Linked DNA regions of Homo sapiens: region 1 is linked to region 2. The links are chromatin loops, found by intact Hi-C in ENCODE. Cell type or tissue: psoas muscle. All regions are shown on one strand. Region 1 overlaps PDE6A (phosphodiesterase 6A). Region 2 overlaps TIGD6 (tigger transposable element derived 6).

Evidence for each region. Peaks named below come from ENCODE experiments on the same cell type or tissue, not always from the same donor. Only the 100,000 strongest peaks of a DNase experiment are listed, where the experiment ranks them.
Region 1: it touches region 2 in a loop (2.5-fold over the local background); 9 of 110 quality-filtered maps call a loop at or near these places.

The regions. Positions count from the first base shown.
Region 1 is chr5:149,930,680-149,935,679 of GRCh38, reverse strand. It overlaps PDE6A (phosphodiesterase 6A), which reads left to right. Exons shown (of 22, transcript NM_000440.3): 2 at 962-1,114; 3 at 1,661-1,750; 4 at 4,512-4,652. It also overlaps the pseudogene MFFP2. Among named protein-coding and RNA genes, the nearest start is that of PDE6A, 12 kb to the left of the region's middle. In psoas muscle, a CTCF peak has its summit at 2,732 (motif pointing left); a DNase peak (open chromatin) is centred at 2,769; H3K4me3 peaks cover 1,805 bases; H3K27ac peaks cover 1,459 bases.
Region 2 is chr5:149,988,561-149,993,560 of GRCh38, reverse strand. It overlaps TIGD6 (tigger transposable element derived 6), which reads left to right. Exons shown (of 2, transcript NM_030953.4): 2 at 1-443. Among named protein-coding and RNA genes, the nearest start is that of TIGD6, 9.6 kb to the left of the region's middle. RefSeq lists an enhancer at 2,671-2,730. In psoas muscle, a CTCF peak has its summit at 2,598 (motif pointing right); a DNase peak (open chromatin) is centred at 2,580.

The sequences.
Region 1 (5,000 bases), 58 kb after region 2:
TTTTCATCCTGACCGCATGGTCCACCACAGCCTATAATGGCTTCTCTGGGCTGCATTAGGGGAGGTTTATGGAGGTGTGTGCTCCTCTATACACTCAGAGCTTCAAGCCAATCCCTTGTGACCTACATTACTATTATTGATTTTTCTTTGAGCTGGCCTGAACCTTGGTCACCCATATCCCCCGTGCTTAACATAAGGCCTGACACATAGTGGGGTTTCTACTAAGATTCGTAGAATGGGGATATCTACTGAACTGGTTGTGTGGTGCTAGAACTGGATTGTTTAAAAAGCTGAAAATAACAAATTCTTTTGTTCAATGACCTAGACCCAAGTCTAACCTTATCCAGGCTTCTCTAAGAGGCAGCAGAGCTGAAGGCAGGCTCTGGAGTTACACATACACACACACACACACACTCACACACACAGTCTACACAATCTACACACATGACATTAACCTTCTTGAGTTACAGATCCCCCTTCTGTAAGATGGGCTACTGATGGTACTTATCTCATAGCTTATTGCGAAGATAAAAGTAAGATAACGCAGGTAAAATGCCATGCACGCTGCCTGCTAGCAACTGTCGTTGTACTTCCTAAAGTCTTTACCCGGCTTCCTCTTAGCTGTACCCTGGGTTTTTATTCTGGGCTTAATTGTCATCACCTCAAGAAAGCCTTCTCTAACCCTCCTTCTCCAGGCAAAGTCAGTCCCCCACTCCCATCCCTGGAACCCACACTGCTTTGCACACCTCTCCTCCACAGCCCTCAGTGGATTTCATCTCAGACTTTCTTCTTCTACTGGATTTTGGAAGCTTCCATGACAGATGTCATCTCTGATTTCCCTGCCCCTGTTGAAGAGGAATAGATGGAAGCACCTTTATTCCCTTGTCAACAGGGGCTTTGGGCCGTTCCACTGTTCTTGCTCTTCATTTGCCTGTCCGTGCTTATCTCTGCCTTCCTTTAGGATGAGCATTTCTGTGACTTTGTGGACATCCTCACAGAGTACAAGACCAAGAACATCTTGGCTTCCCCCATAATGAATGGGAAGGATGTGGTGGCCATAATCATGGCTGTGAATAAAGTGGATGGATCCCACTTCACCAAGAGAGATGAAGAGGTAAGAATGCTTTAGAGACTAAGGATAGCCATGCTAGCACATTCTCCCAGCCTATGAAGTCCCCTGAACTTTGCTGTTTGACCTGGCCTCAGTTTTCCCATCTGTAAGACAGGGAATTCACCTGATGTTCTCTGAGGGAGGCAGGATAAAATAATAGTTAAGACATTGGGCTTTGGAGTCAGGAATAGAGGGATAATTGTTCTGGCTCCGCCAATAGCTGTTTGCCTTTTGCAAGTTATTTAACTTCTTTGAACTTTGGTTTTCTTATTTGTAAAATGTTGATAATTTTTCAGTATCAACCTCATAGGGAACTTATTAATAAATAGTAGCTATTTTTCATGAATACACTCCCATCAACATCAACATTCTACATTCGGTGAGTTTTATGCTCATGCAACATCTTATGAGTCTGCATTCTAGGATCCATCTGCCCAAATTGTCTCTGATGAAGCTTTGAAAATATTCAGATATTTGCTGATGGTAAAAGTAGCCAGAGGATGGATTTCTTCTTCTCACCTGCCTCCCCTCATGCTGTTTGATTTTTAGATTCTTCTCAAGTACCTCAATTTTGCAAATCTAATCATGAAGGTGTACCACCTGAGTTACCTGCACAACTGTGAAACTCGACGTGGCCAGGTAAGGGGCTTGGGCCAAGGGAATGGACTTGACTCGTCCTTTCCCTGAAGCATTGATGTGGTCAGGACTGGCAGGCAGATGGGAATGAAGGTGCCTAGGAAGCCAGTCTCTGGCCAGCATCACGAGTGTTATGAGGTAGTGGTTGTCTGTAAAGCTGTATACCACAGTGGTTATATGCACAAGCTTCAAGACAGATGGCTTTGATCTGAATCCCTGCTCAACCACTGCCTAGCTCTAAGACCCTAAGTGAGTCACTTAATCTCTCTATGCTTCAGTCTCCCCATTTGAAAAATAGGGATGATTATGGTGCCACCCTCAAAAGGTTGCCATCAATAGTAAACGAGATAATGCATATAGGGCAATAGTGCTCAATTGAAGTTTCTTATTATTTTTATTAAAAACCTATGAGATAAATGAAAGGGAAAGAGCTGGACCCAATGTAAAGCAGCCAGTTACTTCATCTCTCTGAGCCCCAGTTTGTTTGTCTACAAATGGAAGATAATTGGACTGGGCATGGTGGCTCACGCCTGTAGTTCCAGCACTTTGGGAGGCCAAGGCAGGAAGATTGCTTGAGCCCAGAAGTTCGAGACCAGCCTGGGAAACATAGTAAGACCCCATCTCTATTTTTAAAATAAAATTTTTAAAATAAATGGATGATAATGGGCTGGGTAAGGTGGCTCATGCCCATAATCCCAGCACTTTGGGAGGCTGAGGTAGGAGGATTGCTTGAGGCCAGAAGTGGAAACTCATCTCTACAAAAAATTTAAAGATTATCTGTGTGCAGTGGCGTCCACCTGTAGTCCCAGCTGCTGGGGAGGCTGAGATGGGAGAATTGCCTGAGCCCGGGAGTTGGAGACTACAGTGAGCTATGATCGTGCTACTGTACTCCAGCCTGGATGACAGAGTAAGACTCTGTCCCTAAAAAATAAATACATAAAAACAAACACTTTAGCTTTTGCGCTTCTGCCCTGGCCCTCTGCTGGCCACTCCGCCGGTGCTGTGCCTGGGCGCCTCCGTGCTCTCGGCCAACTGCCTCTGAGAGCGCCCACTTGAGCGCCCTGGGAGCCGGAGGGCGGCGGTCCTCACCGGGACCCTCCTGTGGGCGGAGGGGGACAAAAGTGTCTCTCAATCCAGCACATGCACATTGAAGCAAGTTAAAGGATTTAATATGAAGCACAGAAGCCGACAGTGCCAAACAGCAAGCAGTAGTTGGTACACATTTGGTGAGTGGGGCAGCATTTCCTTCTCCCACTGCTGCTGAGATGGCAGAAATTAGTCGAATTCGTACGAAATGGAATATACTGAAGGCATTAGTCAGCGAATGAGGGTCCCAGAAAAGTTAAAAGTAGCACCGCCAAACGCCAACCTGGAACAGGGATTCCAAAAAGGAGTTCCAAATGCTAGCGTGATAATAATGCAAGTTCCAGAGAGGATTGTTGTAGCAGGAAATAATGAGGATGTTTCATTTTCAAGACCAGCAGATCTTGACCTTATTCAGTCAACTCCCTTTAAACTCCTCGCACTAAAAACAGCACCTCGTGTACTTAGGCTAAGTGAAAGACCACTAGATTTTCTGGATTTAGAAAGACCTCCTACAACCCCTCAAAATGAAGAAATCCGTGCAGTTGGCCGACTAAAAAGAGAGCGGTCTACGAGTGAAACTGCTGTTCGCCAAAATGGACAGCTGGTCAGAAATGATTCTCTTTATGGCATTTCAAATACAGATACAACAATTGAAGGAACATCAGATGACCTGACTGTTGTAGATGCAGCTTCACTAAGACGACAGATAATCAAACTAAATAGACGTCTACAACTTCCGGACGAGGAGAACAAAGAACGTGCTAAAAGAGAAATGGTCGTGTATTCAATTACTGTAGCTTTCTGGCTGCTTAATAGCTGGCTCTGGTTTTGCCGCTAGAGGTAACATCAGCTCTCAAAAATATTATCTCAACAGCTGGAAATATAAAAGATTTGCAAACTTCTTTGTTTCTGTCTCTTCATTGTACGCCATTTTATAGTCCACAACCTGAAAATATATTTCTTCCAGAAACTCTGGAGGTAACACCTGCTTAAAATTCTCCTTTTGCATGTTTTGTAAATAGGCTCCAGTTTTGTTTTTTAAAAGGAATTCATCTTTTGCCTCATCGGTCCACACAACTGATTCTGAATGGGAGAGAGTCTGTAGAGAATTGATTTAGAAAAATGTCTGTGAAAGAAAAACAATTATTTTGTCGTGTTTCTCAAACACTGTAAGCAGTTTTGTTAATAGACATTTTTCCATCAACACTTCAACATTAACACTTTCAAAGTCATGGTCTGTTGCCAGATTTGAGAAACTCGAACCACCTAATATTTCATAACCTTCTTCATTAGGTACTTGTACAGATTAATTTCTAACATTTCAGCAGTTTAATATGTGTGCAATAAGTGCATTCTTTCATTTTAGTTTTGTACTTGGTTTTCTATAAAGTACGTTTTTACTCAGTTCATGTGTGAACAATTTTTAAAAACTACAGAATAAGGTACAAATGTAGTGTATTTAATAAACTGTCAACCAAAGCAAAAAAAAAAATTAAAAACTTTAAAAAAATCTAAAAGTAAAAATAGGGGATAGTTAACCTGTCTATTTCTCTGGATTATTGTGAAGGGTAAATGAAATAAACTCCAGACAACTTTACAGAATTGTTGTTATTCTCCAGCTAAGTGAGCTACTACTTTGCACCTCAAAACCTATGAATATGTTTTTGTGTTTTTTCAGATACTGCTGTGGTCTGGGAGCAAAGTCTTTGAAGAACTTACGGACATCGAACGACAGTTCCACAAAGCCCTGTACACAGTCCGTGCTTTCCTCAACTGTGACAGATACTCTGTGGGTCTCTTAGACATGACCAAGCAGAAGGTGAGAAAACTTCAGCAACAGACATTTCCAAGAAAAGATTAAACAGACACTGACTGACGGCTAGAGTCTTGGCACACATTCAATTGCACGGGGGAAGAGGCTGGGTGAATTGGGATGGTTGTAGAAAGTCTTACATAGGTCTCTACTGAGGAGTATCAGCCTTTAAAGGGGAAAAGTCAATCTAGGGCACAGGTGAGTGAAAACAATCTGTACTTTCCTTAGTCATTTGGAAAGAAAAAAAGTGTACATGAAAAGAAACTGATGAGGTGATGAAGGCCAGTGATAAAGAAATTTCTATGTGGGTTGAGAGTCCAGGAGAAAGTTGCCAACTTCAGGGATTCTCAAAAA
Region 2 (5,000 bases):
CCAGGGAGGGAGGTTATAATAATAGAGCATCCTGTTAATCAGAATCATGGGGGAGAACATACAGCCCAGCGTGCCTCTCACTTTCCAGAAAGGGTGAGAGGATCATTAGAGAGTTCATTAGAGAGTATTTATTCCTAATAAGTCAGATAAATGTCAGTTTCATTTTTAGAAGTTTCACACAATACCTGCTAATGGTGTGATGTCATTTTTCCCCCTGCTTCAGGTTAATTTTTTGGATATTTCAGAAACCCATAGCAATTCAGTGATTTTTCTTTTTGTAGTAGCTCAGTCAAAACAGGTAACAGCAGATTAATCATAGAAAATGTTGCTTCCACATTAACAAAACAATCACTGAAAAACAGCAGATGTTTAAATAGATTATTTTATAGCTTATTTTGGATATTTTTTCTTTTAATAAACTAATATGATCATTTGAATTAAAAGTACTGTACATATTTTAAATTCTTAACATGTGGGAGAGGCAAACTCTTCTGGCTAAGTCCTGTGGTTGTATTTCTTTGTCAGCTCCTTAATTGCTGTCATCATCCTCTCGTGTCAGGATTACTGCCACAGTATCTAATTCCTTCCCTCACCTTTCTCCTGCAGTCCATTCTGCACATATTGTTTGATCTATTGGCATCACACCATTTCCCCTGCCCAAGTGTCTGTAGTGGCTTTCAAATGCCTACAAAAAAAACTATTCAGCTGAGTTTTAGTATCCTCTATAGTTGACTACAACCTGCATTTCCAACTTGTTAGCTCGATACAATTCTGTGTACATAATGCTCCCTGAAGAGGCCATTGTTTTCTTTTACTGCATACCGACTTCTGCCTGTGTGCCTTGCCCAAATGCCTCATCCTGTTTTCTACTAAGCTAGGCCCTACACATTCAGGAACTAACTGGAATCCTCTTTCTTCCAGGCTTTCTTGGAGACTCCAGCAACTACTCCACCTGTTTTCCCCTCATCTTCTCCAAACTTCTTGTCTGTACCACTCAAATACTTAGATGTTTTCTAGATGTTCTCTGGCTCTTTAGACTGTAAGTTCCATGACAGCAGGGATCAGTCAACCTTTATAATCTTAATGGTGCCTAGGACTGTGCTGGACACATCGTAGGCACTTCAAAAAACATTTGTGTATAAATTGATAGACACGTACAATGTGTTGAAGCCACCTTATTTTTAAAGCTGTATTAAGCATTGATTCTACTAGAAATGGCTTGGAGATAAGGTAGGGTTTTATTCCATTTAAAAGGGTTTGCAAAATTTTTCCATGAATATAGTTGCCTCAAATATAATTCCAATCCAGGTTATAATCTCTGTTCTTTGATAATGAATTATATATAATGTAATTTGATAAGTATATAGAATATATACTATTTATAGTTGAACCCATGTCCCTCCACCAAAAAGTCATTGCAGGACTTCTGTTGGCTTCCATTTATACACACAAGACTTTAGTATGAAAGGGCTTGTCTAAGTGCTTTGCATATAGTAGATGTTCAGTAAATATGTGCTTAAACTTGCTTTTTTAAAAAAACAAATTTAACATCCCTGGCCGGGCATGGTGGCTCACACATCCCAGCACTTTGGGAAGCCAAGGCAGGCAGTTTGCCTGAGGTCAGGAGTTAGAGACCAGCCTGGCCAACATGGTGAAACCCTGTCTCTACTAAAAATACAAAAATTAGCTGGGCATGATGGTGGGCACCTGTAATACCAGCTACTTGGGAGAGTGAGGCAGGAGAACCACTTGAACCCTAGAGGTGGAGGTTGCCACTGCACTCCAGCCTGGGTGACAGAGTGAAACACCATCTAAAATAATAATAATAATAATAATAACAAATTTAACATTCTTGATTTACTTAATATATCATGATTTAGATCCTGGACTTCCATCGGAAGATGGAAATCATCCGAAAAAGAAAATTTTTTAGTTCAGTTTACACTGGCTAACACTTCGATTCTATTGGATATCAGGGGTTTTTGGTACTTTGTTAAGCTAAAAGAGGTTGATATTATCCCTCGTCAGGCTTTCTGTGGCTTCTCCGTGCCTCTTTGGTCACTCCAACCTCACTTGAGTGGCAACCCCACTTCTGCTCCAGTTGACTAATCCTCTCTGTAGGCCAACATACTATACCTAGGCACCTACCTCAATTGTGTTGTCATGAGGATAAAAAGGTGTACCTGAGACTAAGTGTTCTATAAATGCACTCTATTGTCATTCCATCCCTATTTGGAACATAATGAGTATCATCTAGAGTCAAGGACCTGCCTTATCAGCCCTTTTTTCCACTGACAGGTCTTGGGGTTCAGTGTTTGAGAGCCACCAGCCTAATCAATAGATGATAATTCAAGTTTTCTGTGCCATTACTCATAAGGGCCCTGATTCAAAAGCAAGTAAGCTAAGATTTATTGTCTATTATATTTCAAGCACTGTTTACTTATTATTTAATATTTTTAGTAAATCATAATACAAAACCACAGTAGACTCAGATAATTTAATTCCAAGGTTGTGGACCTATTAAACTGCTGTTCATGCTACCTGAAGCCAGACTTATCTTTAAAGTGGAATGTGGTAGCATACTGTGGCCACCAGAGGGCACAGGTGGACTACATAGGGAGACAGCGTCAACTGAAGAAACCTTTGGAGCTGCCACTTGTAATTTCTCTGATGTGGTACAGATTGAGAGGGAAGGCAACAAGGAAAGAAGGAAGAGACATAGGATGTTGGACTTGTTCAAACAATTTACCTAGAAGTAACTGCCTGGGACCACCTAATCCCCTCCATTACATACCATCTCTTCTCTAGAGACTTTTCCCAACCTATTAATAACCATAGGCCAGGCTGAGCATGGTGGCTCATGTCTGTAATCCCAGCACTTTGGGTGGCTGAGGCAGGAGGAATGCTTGAGCCCAGGAGTTTGAGAGCAGCCTGAGCAACATAGCAAGACCCCGTTCCTACAAAAATGAAATTAGTCAGATGTGGTGGCTCATGCCTGTAATCCCAGCTACTCGGAAGGCTGAGGCGGAAGAATTACTTGAGCCTAGGAGTTTGAGACTGCAGTGAGCCATGATTGCGCCACTGCACTCCAGCCTGGGTGAAAGAGCAAGACCCTGTCTCAAAAAAAGGCAAAAACCCAAAACCAAAAAACCATAGGCTATGTAACTGATCGTGGATAGACACTCAAGCTCTGGAAATGAGGCAGTATTAGGGAAATAATTACCCAACAAACATATCCATGTTTGCAGTAATAACTTATTTAACCTTATAAACCCACTGCAGGTCATAGGAGCTCTAAGGATGGAGCACATGGCCCTACTCTCAAGAAGCTTAGTAGAAGAGATAGACGGGACGTGGGGGAGTGAGTGGTAAATGTCATTTTTGAGAATATGCAAATAATATATTTTACTCTTTATGAGTGGTAAATGTCATTTTAGAGGATATGCAAAGATATACAGGAGTATAGAGGTGGACCCTAAAGGAGCCCCTGAATGAGAGAAGAGGAATTCAGTAGGAAATGTTGCTAAGGAAAAGGGACATTTGATAAGTATCTGGAAGGAAAAGTAGGGAGTTAGGGAGATGGGGCTGGGAGGCAACTCCTGGCAGAACAGCATATATAAAGGCCTGGGGTATTTTTTTTTAATGGCCCATTTGGGAGCACCTAAGGTTGGTGGGTGGTAAGCCAAGCAAAGGATGTGTGGTAGAACGAAAGGCTGGAGATGTAAGGGCAGAGTTTTTTAAGTCTTGTGGGTTAGACCATTTATTTTGAACTTATCCTAAAGGCACTAGAGACCCCTTCTACTTGCCCTAAGTAGCAATGGTCAACTTCTTTTTAATTAAAATAATTGATAACTAGTATGGAGGTTGGATTGTAGAAAAGCAGATAAACTAGTTAGGCTGTGGTATAGTACTGAAGAGAAATAATTAACACTGAGGGGTAGGAAAAACATGTTGGATTTGAGAGGCATTTACAAGGTAAGATGGATTTAGTGTGGGAGTTGTAAAGGGAGATTTCATGAAATTTCAGGTTTCTGCTTAAGTGGCTGGGTCGTGCCAGGATCAAAGTATGTTACCAGGAGAAAGGAAGACAAGTTTGAGGGTCATGTTACATGTGAGATGTCTCTGGGCATCCAGGCAGTTGTCTGTTAACAACCAGCCCTGGAGATTTATATACAGACAGATAGACTGTTTGGCGTTCTAGAATGGTTAGGCTAGAAATATTTTTTGGCTGCCACAGATAGCACGGTGATTGAGGACATACATGTGGATGAAGTTATGTAGAGTGGGCTTATAATGCAAGGTGTTCAACATATGGGAGTCCATGAGCCAACCTTTTTAGAGCTATACGTGTATACCTGCACATGTGGCTATTTCCCTGAGTCATACTTTCATCAGCCTCAACTGGATCTGAAAACAAAATACTTAAGCAGTGGTATTAAGTGAAGAGAGAAGAGGCCAAGGACACAAGCCCTGAAAGGACAGATGGGGAAGTGAGGCCCTCCAAGATGGCTGACAGAGATGCTCCAGAATGACTGAGTGTACCTCACAGGGCTCTGGATCCTAGGTGCTGCTCACAGGCAGGAGTGCACACTACGGTAAGACTGGAAGGACCCTTAGACTATTCAACTCCTTCACTCTGTGAGGTGGGAATGAGGTTGGGAGAATGCTCAGGGTTACTGCAAAAGGAGGACTAAAAACTGTCCTTAACCCTGTACCCTCATGAACTGAGCGAGGCATAAAGAGGAGGACATTCTGGGAGAGGCTTCATGGCATGTATAGGGTGAGAGTAGTGCTCTATTTCCTTACAAAATGGTGTGCTCCAATCAGGAATCTACTCCTAGTTCTCTCAGTCATCAGAAGGTGTTAGCCTCTATTTACTGATGGAAAAAAAATGTGGCTCAAAGGTCACTTGCCCAAATTCAGAGTTAAGATAGTAGTAAAACATGATCCAAAATTGGGCTTTCTGATCCCAGTACTGTATGGAATAGGAGTCACGCACG